2 separate regions of the Mus musculus genome follow, and region 1 is linked to region 2. Evidence: chromatin loops called from intact Hi-C (ENCODE). Cell type or tissue: gastrocnemius. All regions are shown on one strand.

Region 1 (4,000 bases), 75 kb before region 2:
CCTCATGTCCCAGGAGTGTGCATATGCTCCATCCACGGCTTGGTCATCATTCCCTGTTGCTCTCCTGCACACACAGGGTATCAAACAGGAAAACATTCAGGGAACCGTTCCCACAGCCTGAGCCGACAGCAGGGGGAAGAACAACAAGACCTCACTCTTCCTGCCCAAAATGAAACAGGAAAGCGGCTTCTAGGCTCTGGGGGGCGGGGGAGGCTGGGCTGGGACAGAAGTCGAGATGACGAGGCTCCCATGTGGGGGACAGGTAGGACACCCGCAGGCCTGCACGTCCACACCACCCGGCTAGGCTATATTGCCAGATGGTCAGAGAAGAGCCCTGGAGGGGTCCTGGTGGCTCTCTCAATCCATTTTACCACCTCTGATACCCTAGCCAAGGAGCTGAGAGAGAGCCCAACATATGAACACTGCCTTCTGGTGCAAGTTGGAACTCAGAGCAAGGGACTTAGTGTGGAATGCTTGTAGGGGCTCCAACCTGCGCCCACGCCACACCCTCTTCCCAGCAACTCAGATGTGGGCCCAGTTTTTACATGGAGTGTGAACAAAATATATTCTTTTTCCCAGAAATTCCCGAAGGTCTCTCCTTGAGAGGCCACACACCCCCATCACAGAGGTAGGGTACTTAATGGTCTCTTGATCACTCCAAGAGTCCAGGAGACTTGGCATTCAAACAATATTAGATTATAGCTCTAGAAGCATTGTAAAGCATTCTCAAGAGCCTGGCAAATGCTCTTCTTTGAATATTTTATAATAGAATTAGAGTTTAGCAGTTCCTCAGTAACTTGGAGTTACAGTCCTGTCTAAAGAATTAGTCTGACCTCCTGGTGACCTTCGGGCCTGAGGACAGCTGCTTTTCCAGAGCTTGTTGGCTGGTGACCACCTGGAGATCCTTGTCCTCTAGGTTGGGAGGGGCCGCAGTCATGCCTCTCTTGGCTAGCCCTGGCACAGTTGATCTCAACTGGGGGCAAATGAGTGTATAACGGTTCCGACCCGCTTCGACTCAGGCTAGTTGAGGCCACTAGACTCAAGCAAGGTGTACAGTGTTTCGCCTCTGCCAGGGTCCCTACAGGGCCCTCCTTTGGCTCCCTCTTCCCCTCCCTATGTTATCTCCACGTGGGTCTGCACCATCTGTGGGCCCAACCCTCCGCCCCCGTGTGACCTGCTGCATTCCGGGAAGGAGATGGAAGTGATTCAGTCAGGGAACTGTGACTGTCCCTTCCCGGGGAGGGGATGCTCCTGGGAGACCCCAGAGGTCTTTCCCCAGGGGCCGCGCCCACGACCCCACGCGTCCCAGGGTGGCCTGGACTGGGTTGGGCAGAGGAAGAGGCAGGTGCGTCGCCGGCCCGTCGGGGTCAGCTCTCCACCTGCCGCCACCGCCGGGCGCCCGAGAGCGCTGCGGCTCCCCGCCCTCTGCTCTTTGTTACAGCCTGACTTCCTGTTTGTGGTCGCCGACCCCGGCTTACTTCCCGGGCCGGGAAGCCGCCGAAGGCCGCGAGTTTCTCGGGGACACTCCCACTGGGTCCAGCCTCCTGCCTCCTCCGAGTCCCGCCCCTGGCCCAGGAACCCGCGCGGGGCCGTAGCCGCGGGAAGCGGGAGCCTCGGGCGGGTGTCGCGGCGGGATGGCAGAGCAGTCGCCAGACACTAGAGGGCGCTGCGCGCTTGTCCGTCTGGAGGCTCATGGGACCGCCCCGGACCAAAGCTGGGGACCAGTCCAGGAATCCTAAATCACCTTGTGTCTGTATCCCACGGAGCTCGGTTCTGGTTCTGTACCGCTAAGCTCAGGGAGTAATTGGCGATGCTTTCCTCCAAATATTGTCCTGGTGTTCAGAAAGCAAGGCCTCTTCATCTGCTAAAGCCAACTCTGCAAAATCCCCATCATCTTCTGGCCACCACTAGCAGGTGGTCGGTCATTTTTTGACCTGGATGGAAGAGAGCAGGTCGGAAAGAGTTTGAGTTTGTGGCTAAAACTAAACCTCCTTCCAGTACCATCCCTCACTGCCAAGTGTTCTGGGACACCCATTTCCTCAACACTCTTTGAATTCCTATATTAAATATAGGCCAGACACTGATGGCAGAGCATAGTTGCTTATCTGAAGACACTAACCAATCTGGAGAAGCTAACCATTCACTTATTGATTGATGGTTGACTGACTGACTTATTGAGACAGGGACTTAGATTACTCTGGCCTTAAATTCTTTTTTTTTTTTAAAGATTTATTTATTATTTTGTGTAAGTACACTGTAGCTGTCTTCAGACACACCAGAAGAGGGAGTCAGATCTTGTTATGGATGGTTGTGAGCCACCATGTGGTTGCTGGGATTTGAACTCTGGACCTTTGGAAGAGCAGTGGGGTGCTCTTACCCACTGAGCCATCTCACCAGCCCCTGGCCTTAAATTTTATATAAGTAGCTAAAGATGACCTTGTCTTGGGGACAGGAAAAAGGGCTAAATCCAGTTGAATCCACTTGGAATAACGAGCTACAGTGGTTTCAGATGTAAGCTGCTGTGACTTAAGGATTGGGTCCTACAAAGGACAAGAAATGAAGCCTGGGTACTCCAGAGCTGAACACCATTAATCAGAAAGAAAAGCAGGGCATAATAACTAGCACTTGGGACAAAGAGTGAATGACATCTAGGCCAGAATGGTCTACATACAGCAAGTTCCAGGACAGCCAGGACTACACACACACACACACACACACACACAGAGAGAGAGAGAGAGAGAGAGAGAGAGAGAGAGAGAGAGAGAGAGAGAGAGAGAGAGAGAGAGAGAGGGAGAGAGAGAGAGAGAGAGAGACTGTCTCTAAGACTCATACAACAATAACTATAATGAGAAAGAGAGGCAGCGGCAGAGAGAATTCGGAGAGATTTCAAGAGGGGACACTGCCCAGGTGACAAGGGTTATGTGCTTTTGAATGTTTACAGAGCAAAGAAAAGTGTACTAAATGACCCCTACCTTCTGCTTGTGCACAAGACGACACATTTCTTTCTTGGCACTAGAGCACTGCCGTGAAATACTATGGTTGTTGAACTGTCATCAAGTGTTTGATTCATGAAACACCTGCAAACAGAGAGGGGCTTTGATCCACAGAGCATCTATGATGGCATCAGAGGCTTCCCCTAGCCCTAACTACCCAACTTACCCTCTGTGTCCTGTCTCTATCCATCGTTATAACAGGTGACCCTAAATGACTTTGGGAGGAGGTAGAGCAAAGATCAATGGAACTGCTTCAGGCTGAGGAGGGATGTTGAATACTGACATCAGTTGAGGCCCCTATTAAGAGACTTGTCTAATGGCCCATGGTAGAAGTTAGACTCATCTCAGGTTGTATGGATGTAATATGTATTCCAATAGAGACCATAGCACATCATAAGATCAAACAAACACATATCAAAATCAATATCATGTATGATAGGAAGGACCAGACCCAGAGCATCCTTTCTTCTAGGATCTGACCTTGCCAAGAATCTTGAGCCATTAAACAAACTCATTCACTGTATATTTGGTTTTTGATAGTTGTTTGCCTTCTCCCTACCCCCAAGTCCATATTATTTACTCAGAAGTAATAGGTCTCATTAATAAGACTGCAAGTATCACCCACCTGAGAAGTGAGAACGTCTAAGGCCTTTGCTTTCTTGTTTATTTGTTTTGGTTGTATGTGTATGGGTGTTTTATCTGCACATATGCCTGTGGACTACCAATGGGCCTGGTGCCTACAGATGGCAGGAGACCATGTCAGATCTCTGGAGGTTGGAGTCACAGATGGCTCTGAATAGTCAACTGTGTTCTGGGAATCAAACTAGTGTGGAAGAAGCCAGTGCTCTTAACCACTGAGCCATTTCTCTAGCCCATCTGTGGTGGTTTGAATACACTTGGCCCAGGGAGTGACACTACTTGAAGGTGTCGCCTTGTTGGAAGTGTGTCACTGTGGGTGTGGGCTTTAAGACCCTCATCTTAGCTGCCTGGAATCCAGTCTTTTAGTG
Region 2 (4,000 bases):
TGTGCAGGACACTGTTTATGCTACTTAACTAGGCTCTGTGGGAGTGACGACATTCTCATTCATTCCACTGGCAATGGCACAAAACAACTGCACTCATTCGACCTGAAGTCTTTCCTAAACTTTGTGGGGTTTTGGGGTGTGTGTGTGTGGGGGGTCATCTGGTGAGGGCCTTGTGCATACTAGATAAGCACTCTACCCATGAGCACCCCAACCTTCTCCCATTTAAAAAAGTGACATTACACTCTTCTTATCAAAGGAGAGTACTCACGAACAAATCTAGAAACATTTCAATCATCATCTTTCCACTCAAGACACAAAGTACTCATATTTTTACCTATAAGTTACAGGTTAGGAGAGTTAGAAACCTCAGGAACTCCAAATACCAAACAACAAAAACTATCACATGGGCTTTCTCCCCCTTTCTCCTCTTGTCAAAGCTGGAAACATGCTCCAAAGAGCAGAAAACTCACCTGGAATTCTGATGAAAGACCAGCCGTTCTGGGGTCTAATGCTCAGCAGCCCTCCAGCTGGCTCTGGGAAGAACTGGGATCTGCGACTCAGCCAATCCGTAGCCAGCTCAGGAGCCCCATTCAACAAACACTGCTTGGCAGCCAGACTCCCTCCTTCCTTCAGAACTCCTCTCTCATACTCTGCACTTCTGTCATTACAGTAAGAATCCAACGGCACTGCGGTGACCTGCAGGGTAAAATTCGCAGACAATAAAATGGCTCTTCTGCCATTTGTCACACACATCAAGCCTTTGAGGGAAATCAACTTTTTTTCCTTCTGAGATAGGATCTCATATAGCTCAGGCTGGCCTCCAAATTCTCAAGAAGCCACCTGAGTAGTCCTTTCACCTACCCAGTGGGGGTTATAGCAAGTTTCAGGCTTGTGAATGCTGAGCTCTATCCCTAGGCCCACAACTCTGAAATCAGATCAATGTGAATAACCTCAGACTGGTGGCTTTATATTTCATCCTCTAGCATAGTAAGATGAAGGCAAAGACTAACTCAATTTGAGAGCTTCTCTGGGCAAACTGGTAATCGCTAATCACATGAACCTGCAATCAAAAGATATAAAAAGGTGCATGTAGATAAAGTAAGATTCTAGTCTGGATATCTACTCTCAATATACATTTACCACCCACTTATTACAAGTGCTATGGCCACTTATGACAGTGATGTCAGAAAGGAAGCCTGAGACAGACAGCAGTCAGAAAGGACTACAGTGTTTGTCTGACACACCTTAAGCTATCTTTAATGCTTTCATGGCAAAACTTCTTTGTTTCTGAATACTTCGCATGGATAAACCTAAAGGAAAAAAAGGGAAACCCTCTTTCAAGCCATGCTGGAAAAGGAAAAAGGAACACAGGGGATAGAAGGAAGCAAACATCAATAAGCAACAGATTCATTCTCGACAAGGGCAGAGACTACACAAAACATCATCATATAGTACATATAGTACACCCCAATAAAACTAAAATGTGGCCTTCCCAAAGGAAAAAGATTACTTTGCCAATTTAGAAACACAGGTTTGCCTGTGATGTCATGTGGTAAGAAGACTGTTAAACATAACCTCTTGTTAACAAGTAAAGGCTGTACTAATCCACCAGTCCAAGATGATGAAAAAGCTAAAAGCCCATTCACAGTAAGCAGTAAATAAGACAAAGCTTAAAAGCAGACAAAGAGATGGGGAGGTGGGAGGTATAAAGAGTGAGAGCCAGAGTGTGGGAGGATCAGAGCACAGGGCATCTGTTGTACCAAGTTAGGCAGCTCTATTACTTCTTGGAACATAGGTTGCTATAAAGTCTGCTCTGCTGTGAACTATTGTGTTTTTCATGTATCAGCTGTTATAGAGGAGTGATCCTCAACCTTGGATATGCTCCTTGATGGGAGCAGATCACAGAGGTGACTCTAGAGAAGGGGGAGCCAATACACACCCCAGCCTCGGAAGCAGAGCTATACAATACAGCTAGCTGAATGTGGAGCTGCAGGTGCTTCTAAAAACCACATGGTACCAAGAACAGAGAAACAGTCTCATTTATCAACAGCCAGATAAAAACACTAGTTGGCATGCAGAGAAGAACTGAGTCTGTTATGAAACAGTGCCATCTATGGCTCATTTGCAAAATTACCTAAGGCCAGAGCAAAGGGCCAAGAGCTCCCAAGCTTGGTCAGGGTTGAAATGTTCCTGCAGACACATCTAGGGACCCTTACTGATTTCTTTCCTCCAGAATATTTTTTGTTGTTGTTTTCCTTCACACTCACTGTGTCTTTCAATAGATTATTACAAAGATGGAAACACAAAGCAGGTTTACAAGAATGGCATCTCTCTGAAATGGCTTCTCTACTCAGCAATCCAGCAGACTCTGGCCCAGAGCAGACATCTACCATGTAGGATGTTAGTCACATCACCTCAAAATAGATATCACAGTTGTACTTCTATAAAATGACTGAATGTCTGACCTTAGGGAGGTTCTGCATTATGTTCAACACCATGCACCCCAGAATGAGTAAAACGGTAAATTTTTTCTTCCTGACTGCATTACCTTCTCCAAATGAGGAGTGAACTTAAGGACTTACTCATGTTAGATAAACCTTCTTCCACTGAGCTACATCCCTAGACGCTTTATGGTTTTGGGAAGCAGACCTCACATGCAGCCCAGCTAGCCTAAAACTCATATTCCTCCTGCCTTAGCTTTCCAAGTTCTGGGGTACTGGATAGTGGAAACTAACACTGGTATATTTTACCCTAAAACACAAATCCTCTACCTTCTCTTGTCTTTCTGGGATGAAAAATAACTCAGAGTAGAATTAAGACTTTGGGCCATAATCTCAAGATGGAAAATCAGACATTAGATGCTCAGAATGAAGGACAAGGGAAGGAGAGTGACACAGGCCCAATGCTCTCCTGCTAAGGACACAGATCTAGGCGCTCTTAGCAGTTTACAAAGCAAAACATTTCAGTTATAAACTTTCACCAAGATTTCATTTTTTGCTGACATCCACATCCAGGGCTGAATAAAAGGCAACTTCTTTCTTTAATGTGTATGTTTTCCTAACATGTATGCATATGTACTATGGCTGTGCCTAGTGCACATGAAGTCAAAAGAGGGGAAGAGATTCCTTAGAACTGGAACAATCAGTTATAAGCCATCATGAAGGTGCAGGGAATCTAACTAAAGACACAATTCTTAATGATTTTTTTAAAAAAGTTTTTGATAAGCTTTGACGATGAGCCCTGGTTCAAGATATATGTGGACTTATAGAATATCATGGTCTAAGTATGTGAGCAGTATATTTTGGAGGTCTAAAAGAGCAAAAAACTCCATTTCTACTTAGACTAAATCCTACTTCTAAGTTAGCTCCAACCTAGACAGCTTATTCTGCAAACTCTGAAGGTGTAGGTATAGGAGCGATGAGGCAGGAAAGAACATTCTTTCCTCCACCCAATGGGAATGCACACTGGGTCTAGTTCAGGCATGTCTAACCTGTGCTTGCAGGCCAGATGCAGTCATGGATAGCTACAAATACAATATAACTCTTTTGTTTGTGACAGCATCATATCACAATGTCTAAAGGTTGTGCCCCTTGCAACTTGCACATGCAAACCCCATGCCTTGCTTCATTAACCTCCGAAGTTACTGTAGTTTGACGAGATGCTTCATTAAGCACTTAAGGCGTCCTTCCTGACATGTGTGTTCCTGCTCCAGCTGTGGGAATCTTCTGGGTTTGTAAGATGAATAACCAGGGTCTTCCTTACTCAGCTAATCACCTACAACTATTTCTCAGCTATTGAAAAATAGCTCCTTCCTTAATGGCAGTTATCCCAGAACATGAACCAGAGAAATGACTTCAAGCAGCAGTAGGCCAGTCAAGGATCCAAGGCCATCAATTTCTCTCTCCTCACTAAATGTTTAAGGTCAATAGAATGGATGGCATCTTATGAAATGTTGCTTTATTGGACCCTAGCATTGAGATGAAAGATGAAACCTAGTTAT

Evidence for each region. Hi-C counts contacts between places; a loop is a spot of excess contacts. Peaks named below come from ENCODE experiments on the same cell type or tissue, not always from the same donor. Only the 100,000 strongest peaks of a DNase experiment are listed, where the experiment ranks them.
Region 1: a loop joins it to region 2, with 3 times the contacts of the local background. A loop is called at or near these places in 18 of 42 quality-filtered maps.

What each region holds. Positions count from the first base shown.
Region 1 is chr2:119,336,510-119,340,509 of GRCm38, forward strand. No RefSeq gene overlaps it. Among named protein-coding and RNA genes, the nearest start is that of Gm14207, 12 kb to the left of the region's middle. In gastrocnemius, a CTCF peak has its summit at 1,651 (motif pointing right); DNase peaks (open chromatin) are centred at 250 and 1,612; H3K4me3 peaks cover 2,154 bases; H3K27ac peaks cover 2,608 bases.
Region 2 is chr2:119,411,932-119,415,931 of GRCm38, forward strand. Ino80 (INO80 complex subunit) reads right to left here. Exons shown (of 36, transcript NM_026574.4): 26 at 471-696. Among named protein-coding and RNA genes, the nearest start is that of Chac1, 63 kb to the left of the region's middle. In gastrocnemius, a CTCF peak has its summit at 2,113; a DNase peak (open chromatin) is centred at 2,093; H3K27ac peaks cover 1,469 bases.